2 separate regions of the Homo sapiens genome follow, and region 1 is linked to region 2. The links are chromatin loops, found by intact Hi-C in ENCODE. Cell type or tissue: heart right ventricle. All regions are shown on one strand. Links, peaks and the distances in the headings refer to the core of each region. The heading gives the core; the rest is flanking DNA. Region 1 overlaps CTSO (cathepsin O). Region 2 has its middle 27 kb from the start of MAP9.

Evidence for each region. A loop is a pair of places that touch in the nucleus more often than their neighbours do. Peaks named below come from ENCODE experiments on the same cell type or tissue, not always from the same donor. Only the 100,000 strongest peaks of a DNase experiment are listed, where the experiment ranks them.
Region 1: a loop joins it to region 2, with 14 times the contacts of the local background. A loop is called at or near these places in 50 of 110 quality-filtered maps.

What each region holds. Positions count from the first base shown.
Region 1 is chr4:155,948,301-155,953,524 of GRCh38, reverse strand. The region is part of intron 1 of CTSO (cathepsin O); the gene reads left to right. Among named protein-coding and RNA genes, the nearest start is that of CTSO, 3.0 kb to the left of the region's middle. In heart right ventricle, for the core only: CTCF peaks have their summits at 3 and 202; a DNase peak (open chromatin) is centred at 224; H3K4me3 peaks cover 999 bases; H3K27ac peaks cover 1,830 bases.
Region 2 is chr4:155,401,317-155,406,826 of GRCh38, reverse strand. No RefSeq gene overlaps it. Among named protein-coding and RNA genes, the nearest start is that of MAP9, 27 kb to the right of the region's middle. In heart right ventricle, for the core only: a CTCF peak has its summit at 2,745 (motif pointing left); no DNase peak of the experiment used is centred there.

The DNA of each region.
Region 1 (5,224 bases), core at 1-5,000, 550 kb before region 2:
TCACTCCCCCATGCCTTTGCTAACCAAAAGACTTGATTTTCCAGAAGAGATTTGTCGCTATGGATTTTTGGGACGCACCCAAATAAATCCATAGATACGTCCAAAGTGTCCTTGGTGGGAAGAAGCACCCCCTTTTAGCAATCCCCTCTATCGTTGCCACTGGCTTCCAAAGCTCTTCTATTTCTCTTTTATGAGAACCAGAAACAGGGAGCAGCCTGTTGGTGGAAGAAACCTGTCGTGTTTTTTTTTCCCGAGGAGGGCGCTAGTGATCAGAAGTTAGAAACAAAGAGCCTGTCTTTAGCCAGATTAAAGAATCCTGATGGTTTATGATTCTCCTTAAACTAACGCACCACTTTAAAAGTTCTTCCTGCCTTGGCGGAGACTGAGTTGAAGAAAAGAGAAGCATTTAATTTCCTTTTCATATTATTATACGAAATATAATATAATTTATATTTTATAATATTTATAATAAATACTTAGATTTGAGTCTAGCATGAAAACTCTGGAAGGGACCAGTTAGCTGAGCACAAATAATGATTTTCCTGAAACCAAGGAAACTGCAAGGGATGCCGATTTAGTGTTCGCCTCACTATGTTCTAGATAGCTGATACTATTTAACACATTTTTAAATTCATGAAAGATGCCATTATCATGATTTAATTTATTGGAAAAGAAAATTCTTTCATTCTGAATCAAACATAAGTCTGAGTTGAGTAATATTGCTCAAGGAAGTGTATCTTTTTTCCTGGTGTTTGTTGGAATTTCTCACAGGATTTCATAGCTGTGCTCTTTTCCCCCGACTCTCCTGGAAAGCTCCAATGTTTAGGAAGGCCAGCCTTCCCTGATTCTGTCCACTCTTACGTTTTGTCCAAACCGAGATGTGTACTGTTATCTCCACTTTATTATTCTTGAGTTCAGTTCTAGCTTTCAAAACCAGAAGTCCTCTTACTCTTTCAAGAACAAAATTCTGGCCTGTATTCTACCCCTATCCTCAACTTACGTTCGTTTTCCTGGTAAACGAAACCCCTTAGGGGAAAAGTCAGTTTCACCTTTATTGGTAACGTATTCATTGGCTAAATAAATAAACACACTGTCAGGCTCCTAAAAATAATATTTCAGGACAAAGCTCAAAGGGCTAGACTTATAAATATATTTTTAACATTTATTTAGATTTTAGATAATTTATAAATATATATGTGTATAATTTATGTAGTGACTCATACTGGTCCTGTAAAGAGGCCATACCCTGATGAATGTCTAGAAAATGTAACTTTTCTCAGGAGAAATACAAAGAAACAGGTTGAAAGATGGAAAGTTGGAAGTGGAGGAGGATCGAATTATGAAGACTCTTAGTACATTTTAAAAACCTCGGGTTAAGAAATACTGAAAAAATTTTCAAAGCAATTGCTGCCTGTAAGAATTTGCTTCATGAGATGGATACCCAAAAAAGAGAACATTGAGGCTTCAACGCACAGTTGCTGGAAACTGAACACCTCTCGGTGCTTAGTTGGACTTTATCCAAGAATGCTTTAAAACCGATTTTCTACCTTAGTGGTCCCCAATCTTTTGGCACTAGGGACCGGATTCATGGAAGACATTTTTTCCATGGACGGGAGGAGGGAAGTGGGGGAGATGGATGGATTTGGGATGAAAGTCTTTCATCTAAGATCATCAGGAATTAGTTAGATTAGTTAGCTGGAGATTGCTGTTCGGACTTGGGATAGAGAGCTGGACAGTGGGAAAGGTGGAAAGGGCCTTGCCTCCTTGGTAACCGTGAAACTTCTTGTTGAAATCAAGTTAATTCATTGGTGAATTGATGATTCAGGGGTTTGCAGCTGAAGATCTGGTTCAAGAAAGTCCTTGATTAATTAGTAATGTCTTTCATGGTCATGGGTTTAGAGAATGGTGAAGGTTTTAAAATTTGTTTTAATCTTAGCCTTAGATAGTTTTGTAAGTTTCCCAGGAATGCACGTTAAATGAAAGTTAGGTTAGCCCATGACTTTCCCACAAAATATTATAGTATTGTTCAGTGAAAACTAGACTCCACTATGGTTTATTATGGGATGCCTCACAAGACACCTGACTTTGGATGGCACCCCTTATCTCTGCACTTTCACTCCTTTAGAAACTTCCAGTGCTCAGGAAGCTCTTAACTATTGGATTTAGCCTACTCTCCTTTGTGCCAAAACCTAGCTATGCCCTCATATTTACTGATGCTCATTATTTTACCACAGAACATTTGGTATTCTTATCCTTTTGGGAGGCACAGACCCAATATTGGATCCAATAAAATTTGCTTGATACACTCACTTTAGAATAATATCTATGCCAAAGTACATGTGATTTTACATAAAATTTCCAAAGCTTTACCTTAAGACCAGTTGCCGTAATGACACAGGTTATATTATTATAAGATTATTTATATATTTAGGAATATTTATTTATGTGTAAATAGATGGCCATAGCATCTTTATAACAAGTGATCCTAACTAATGAGCCACTTATATGTGCTTGCCGTAATCAGCCCCTTGAAATCTGGAATTAGGTCCTCCAAATAGGCTTTATCCAAGAAAGCTTTAAAACCTATTTTCTACCTCAGTGGTCCCCAAACTTTTTGGCACCAGGGATTGGTTTCATGGAAGACAATTTTTCCACGGACTGGGGTGTGGGGGTGGGGTGAGGAGGATGCGGATGATTTCAGAATGAAGCTGTTCCACCCCAGATCATCAAGCATTAGATTCACATAAGGACTGTGCAAACTAGATCCCTTACATGCACCGTTCCCAGTAGGGTTTGTGCTCCTATGATAATCTAATGCTGCTGCCGATCTGACAGAAGGTGGAGATCAGGTGGTGATGCATGCTCGCAGGCCCCTCACCACCTGCTGTGCAGCCTGGTCGTTAACAGGCCACAGAACAGTACTGGTCCATGGCCCAGGGTTTTGAGACTCCTGTTCTACCTTATATAAAGATGAAAACACGAATTTGATGTTAGATAAGGTTGTTCAGCAGACTTTTTCTGATGAATCTCACTTAAAGCATACATTGACTAAATGGAAATATATCATAAACTTAAAATCATAGGTTATAATTTATTCATCTTCCCATACATTTATCCAATACTTTATTTAATTTCCACTGTGTCTAAAGAACTGGTCTGGGTTTTCTGAGGGATACAGTGGAGAATAAGACGCGTGCTGTCCTGTAAGAAATGTACACAAAAAATGAATATCGTTATGTTTAAGCATTGTATCCTGTAAATAAACATTTTCCTGTAAATAAAAAGAATGTAAAGACTTATACACTGGAGAAATAGATTCTCCCAAGTAGTTCACAAAAGAATGTATTTTTAATTCAATCTTTTTGTGTACATGCTCACACAAATCCTGACTACACATTTCTTATCATACATAGTAAACATATATCTGCAATATGTTTACACACACTTCAGTACACTGTATAGAAAATACTTTGTCTAAGAAACTTTTCAAAAGCTGTACTTTATAAAAGTGTATCCTTAAAAAGCTTTTATTGTTCTAATCCAAGGCTCCTCAACAGTGGCACTATTGACATTTGAGAATGGATAGTGATTTGTTGTGGGGGACCTTCCTCTTCATTGTAGGGTGAGTAGCAGCATGCATGGGCTCTATGCACCAGATGCCAGTGGCATCCCACCAGTATGACAATCCCCAGTATGACAAATGAGGGACAAAATTATCCTCAGTTGAGAATCACTGATCTAAAGTTTACAACTCCTAAGTCTTCCAAGAAATTCTCAGTGATGCTCTTTGTATACAAATATTTTACCTTTTTTGCTCATCCTCAGCTTTACTGCAATTTCCAGAAACGAAAGCACTCCTAAGGAGAACATTTTAAATCTATGTGTACAATTTATGATTTATCCTATGAAACTTCAAAATCTGCAAATGAAAGTTGTTAAAAGTCTGAGTAATGGAACTGCAAGACAAACAATGAGTTTAAAGTGCCGAAGATAAAGTGAGCTTCCAAAGTACCTTAGGTGTCTCTGTTAATTTCAATATAAAACTTATCCCATGGATACATGGGATTCATTGTAAGGGAATACACACATCATTGCGTATATTGATAAAGGCAAATAAATCATCATTAGTGGAAGGAAACCTAGATATCAATGGGGAAAAATAATAGATGTTCACTGCCTTTTCAGCTGATAAAACAGACATGAAGTCCCTTAAAGTTTATAACGCTTCAGTAGATTTCTTGCAGGCTAAATAACTATACCCCTCCACCAAATACTAGTTGTGTGATCTTAGGCAAATCATGTATCTGTTTCTCAGATTTATTCTTCTGTGAAGAGGGCTAATGTTAGCAATTACCTTTATACAGGGCTAAGTTAATTCATGTAAAACACTTAGAATGAATACTTGCATTCAATTTAACAATCCCTTCAACCCTTTGTATTTAGTGCATTCAGTGGCTGAGAACTTTCCTTGTAGAGAAATGAAAACTCAACAGTTTGCTCATAAAAGATTCGCTTACTCCTTTAGAAACAGTTGAGTACATGCAAGAAGAAAATACATGATTTCATTTACTCTTACTTAGTGGCAGTCTGTGAGAAAGATTTCACAGATTTTTCCCCTCAGGGAAGTAGATTAAGGAAACATCTGAGAACCCCTCAAGTCACCCTCCTTGGGTTTCTACTCTTTGATTGTTTTGAACATGACCATTTTCCTCTTAACTTACCCTAGCCGGAGCATTATCTAAGACTGTGGTTACCCACAGCTGGAAAGGTAAGAGGGCCAAGATGCCTGAGATAGCTGGAAGGGCTTTCTGATCCTGTAAGAAAAATGTTGATTTCTGAGGAATTTTAAAACTGCAGCCTAACCTCCTCATGAGACTGGTTCAGGTCTCTTGTCAATAGAGTTATCCTGTTTTATGATCAGACTGAACCCATCCTCTGTTTGTTGTTTGGCCTTGCTGGGATGTTTCATGACTACTCTGCAGTTCTTATCAACCTCCTTTAGCATACTCATGAAGCATCCTAGCTAGGCTAACAGGCGGGAAATTAGAATATGGAAGACACTGCTTAGAAACATATTACATTTAAATCACAGTTCAAATATGTGATCACCTCCAGTACACATGTGCACACACACACACACACACACACACAAAGGCAGCTTTAAGAGATTCTACCTCTTAGAAGGATGGCTGCTAGAAGTCATAATAAGGATAGCTTTAGGGAC
Region 2 (5,510 bases), core at 308-5,307:
TGTGGATAAATTAAATATCCTAATATTCTTTTTAGTAATGACTTGTATAAACACGTGCCAAGCAGATATACTTGTAACATTTAAATATGAAACTGAAAAATAGTATGTTGGATGATAAAATAGAACTCAATAAGTTACCTATAGATTGAAAGATTGAAAAAGAGATGTCCCAAATCAAAAACAGTCTTTAACACATTAAAATTTAAAATCCTACATTTGAGTTTAAAGAATATTTGAATCCTATGGGATCTGGATAGCTTTAGCATTTTGGTTGATTACACGTACACAAGGTAAACGAAGAGTGGAGCCTATCTGCCAGGAAGATGCTAATGTAAGCTCAGGCCATGTTAGCAGTGTCCATACCTAAAAAAGGGATTATTCCTTGTTCAGGTTAAATAATATCTGGGTTACTCTGTTTACCTTAAGGTACAACTCTTAAGGGATGAAATCAAATGGATTATCCAAAAAAGCACAACCAGGATGGTGATGGGTTTTGAAATTATGAGGAACATGAGAAACAGCAGTAAAGGAAAATGGTAAAGTGAGGGCAGTGTGCTAATAATTAACATAAATCTTTCCCCAAATGAAAGTTTTGTCATGTGAAAGGAAGATTAGATTTATTCTCTATGACCCTGCAAAACAAAACTATGGTCAGTGTACAGAAAAATGGAATGCATACTTTGATTAAGTATAAAGAATAAAATTGTGATAATTAGAGCTGTCCAATAATGGAACACGTGCGTCATACGCTGATGTATTCATTCCATGTCCTGCAAAGTATTCAAACAGGTCCCATAATATTATCCAAAGGATCCATGTACCAAGAATTACATTATTTCCATGGCATTCTAGGATTCTAACTACATACAAGTGAGTGTAGCATAGTTCATCTAGACAGTAGAACTCTCTAGCTGAGACATAATATTCTTGAATTGCTTTGTCTAAAACAAAATAGTCTAAAGCACATTTGAATATGACTGATGTTCATAAGCTAGATGCAAAATCATGTCTCATTACTTCATTGTCTAACTTCATTTAAAACAGTGAGTTTTTAAAATGTGGGTCCAAACTTTCAAAAGATTTGGCTTTTGAAATATAAACCCTCTCAAAAAAAATTTGTACTATCTATACCTTTTCAGATATTACAGATTTTTTTCTCAACACCTACCAATCTCAGACACATATCACTCCAAGTTTTAAAACAAAACAGAAAACATTAAAATAAAAAAAAAAAACAGAAAGAAGCAGATTTGCTGTTAGATAATAGGGAAAATTTGTCTTATCTAACAGATATAATATTGACTTTTCAAAAGAAAATATTCGTGGGCTTTAATCACAAAGAGAAGGAGACGTAATATATAATGCAGGAAAAATAAGTTTGTACAAAATTTTTACAGGGCACATTCTTTGTTCTTTGTCCATACTAGAAAAAATTAGTTGGCTATGAGTTGCAAAGAACATGCTGTTATAAAACGAAAAGTTGACATCTGGATCCAGCCCAAAGAATAAAAGCATCACCCTATAATATTTACTTAAGAATCACAGAAGTTCATTTTAAGGTTAAGAAACTTGCATAATAGAAAATTTTTATCAAAGTTTACTCAAGTTTGGCTACAGTGTATGTATATAAAATGCCTAAAATGGAGTACGTGATTGGGCAATGTAGTGCCTTTGAAGTTACATATTTAGTAATGCCTTAGCATTATTGCCTGTTTTAAATATAAAGAGCTTTCATGTTAGTTCCTGTGACCTAATGAATTTCCTCAAGAGTACTTTATTAAATCGTATCTTCCTAATGCTAGGAATAATAGCTACAGGAATAAATTAAATTTAAAATGATTTATTTTTGCCCACAAAAGAGCATTTCCCAGTTACACTTAAATAATGTCTTTTTTCTTTAATGTTTCACTTTGAAAACAAAATAAAATAACATTTTACTTTTATGTTTTTATTTCATATCTAGTTTTTACTTTGAGACAATAGATGAAAGGATGTTTAAAGGAGACAGTAAGTAGAGTTGCATAAAATAAAATGAGAATAAAATTTGGGAAATAAAATTCCATCTTCTAAGCGTGAAATAAGGGTATCTAATGAGTAAATTTAGGTAAAAAACCATTCTCATGATATTCACAGGAATGTATATTGTAAAGACTTTCCTGGAAGGCATTTTGGCAGGAAGGATAACTGCAGTTAATTTTCATATACTTTAACCTGATTATTCTACCTCTAGGATGTATTCTAAATAAACAACTACATGTACCACAAGGCTGCTCATGCAACCTGAAAACAACCATACTTATAAATATATACATAAAATTATATAACCATAAAATAATGCACAATTCAGTTTTTGATTAACATGGAAAGATTTTCAAATGGCAAGACCAGGTTATAGAATAATATATGTAATATGACCATTTTTGTGCATAGAGGATAAAAGTATGGGAAAGAACCCTAACTATGAACAATGATCCTGGTTGAGTTTGGGCGGGTGGGGAAAGGATTGGGAGGTGAGCAGCTTACATTAAGTCTTTTAAAAACATGGATTTAAACAATATTTTCTTGACACATTAAACTAGTAAATTTCTACTTTCTAATATAAAGAAAAAGCTAATCATTCAAAAAGCTTTATTAAATGATGTAAATAGCTTTGTTTCAATGTAACTTTTAATCACTATAAGCAAAATGAAGTATCTCAAGAATACTAATGATTACATTCATGTTTCCTCTGGATAGTAAATCCTTTGCTGCCATCTTCTGGAACTTGATTATTAACGTATACTCTGGGCTTCCCAGAAGAGACAAAAGAATAATTACATCCTTACATGAGCACAATGCTGACGCCAAATTAGCTGTATGCACGTGCTAAATCATTTCTTTTATTCTCATTAACCTACAGTCGGGCTCTGGACTTCCCTTGAGAATCCTGAATGGGATTATTTTTTTACAAAGAAATTCCCACTAAGTAATGCCTGGGCTTTCTTCAGTGCTGGATTTTAATTCCACAAAAACTCATAATCTTACAAATGCATATAATGATAACAGATAAAATAGAACAATTTGAATAAAGAGTAACGTGTAAATAAGTGATTAAAAAAACTTGAAACTATGTTTACCCTCCCCCCCCCTTTTTTTCAAACATTAGTTTGGGGCCCTTTATTTAGGAAATCTTAATCAGAAATCCAACATACAAACAAAGAGAACTGGGCATCCACTTGTATCCTTCTTCAAAAAAGTGCCTAAAAGTATATTTGCATTCGTGTGTGAAACTAGATTTGTCTTAAAGGGATCATGTACAAAGCAGGAAGGAGCCAAGCAATTCCAGAAAGGTGGATGAACAGAGGAGCTACACATGGGAGAAATGATGCAAAAAGACAGTGTGTGCTAATCGATCAGGAAAGAAGGAAAGCACTGGGTTAATTTCTTACATAACAATAATGTGGTTTTATATATGTGAGATGCCATTAAAAGTAAAGATTCCTTAAAACTTCAGTGATACAATAGAGGCTATATAATCAATCTTGTCTGGGACATTTCCAGGAAAAAGCAATGTTCTTTCAAACCTATCTGGGTCTTAAGATGTGACTGTACTGTGCGCTTTCCCTTCACCACTCACGTCTGGAAAGATAATGAACTCCCTCAGCCCCACTTCCTTATCTCCCATTCACTTGCAGACTTAATCAGTCATGCTTCAGCTTTCTTCTCTCCCAGTTGAAGCTGGTGAATGTTTAACTCTTGGGATGGGGAAGGATGTGAGAAGGGAACACCCTGATTTGTAGCATTGTAGCATTTGCTGATTTCAAGTAATTCCACCATCACTGATCTAAAGCTGATGTCATTGAATGCAGAGCTGGGCTTGGATGTGCACAAGAGACTCTCCTGAGTAGGTATGAGCTCCAGTGCACAAGGGCCTCTGCTGAGTAGGTGTGAGATCCAGCACACCTCTCTCTAATCCCTCTATTGAAACTGCTCTTACCTAGGCATGGTACAGATCCCAGTGACCTCCTAAGGAAAAATCTAGTTTGCTTCTCTACTTGACTAACAGGCAGCATGAGCCACTCCCTTATTGGTGAGCCATTCTCCTCTTTGGTTCTCTTCCTATTTCCCTGGCAATTTCTTGCCTTTCTGTGCTACGTACAACCTCTGCCCATAACTTGATAGATGCTTCCTAGGGTCCTATCCTCTGCTCCCTTCTGTATTCACTCCCCTTATAATCTCAGCCCCTCAACCACTCCCATATATCACAGGCACCTCCAACTCAGGGAGTCCCAGTCTGACATCATGCTGTCCCCTCTTCCTTTTTTACCTGCACCCGGCACACACTTCAATCGTACTATTTACCATAGTTTAAAAATGTATCTATTCCTCTCTATATTCACTGATATTGCCTAATTTCATCTGCATGTCATATCTCTCCTGAGCAAATGCCACAGCTTTTTGGGTGATTTTTTTTTGTCTACCCTCCTTTCAAATTCTTCTCCCCACAACCACCATTCATCTTCCAACTCAACTGTCAAAATTACACTTCTTTGGCACAGTCTAATTACATTTCCTGCTTTCTCCCATTTTTTCTCTAGGTTAAAATATTAATTGCACAGGCCATAATCAATCCTGCTTCCCTGCCATGTGTAGGAGGCACCAACAGAAATACAACTTATTAACATAAAGTTGTATGTTTTTCCCATTCTGAGCACCAGAATCTTGACTGAAAAAGTCAGGTATATGAAAATATAGTGTAGGGGTTATATGAATATCTGATTGCTGCCATAGTCATTTACTGTCTTACAACACCATCTCCAGACAGTTCTAGAGACCACAAGTCTGAAATGCATGAGCAGGGATGCACTCCTTCTAGAGGCTTTAGGGGAGAATCCGTTCCCTGCTCCTTCCTAGCTTCTAAGGGCCATGACCCTGCATCACCCCAACTTCTGCTTCCATCGTGGTCACACCTCCTCTCTGATTCTTACCCTCTTGTACTCCAATTGTATGGACCCCTGTGACTACACTGGGCCCACTCTGATAATCCATAATCTCCCCATTTTGAGATCTTTAATTTAATCACACCTGCAAAGTCTCTTTTGAAATGCAAGTTAACACATTCACAGGTTCTGGGAATTAGAACATGGACTTTTCTGAGAGTTAACTACAGGGGTTAGTTAAGAACGCTGGCTCTGGGTCCAATCCTGGTTCAATTAATTAAAAGCTACTTGCCTGGATTTGAGTGATCTGTCAGCCACAAGTTTACAGAACTGCCCCTTAGAGGTGGAGAAACTTTTTTTTTTGTTTTTAAGAGACAGAGTCTGGCTCTGTTGCCCAGGTTGCAGTGCAGGGGTGCAATCAAAGCTCACTGCAGCCTCAGACTCCTGGGCTCAAGCAATCCTCCTGCCTCAGCCTCCAAAGTAGCTAGAACTACAGATGCATGCCACCACATCTGACTAATTTGTAAATTTTTTGTGGCAACGATGTCTTGCTATGTAGCTTAGACTGGTCTCAAACTCCTGGCCTTGGCC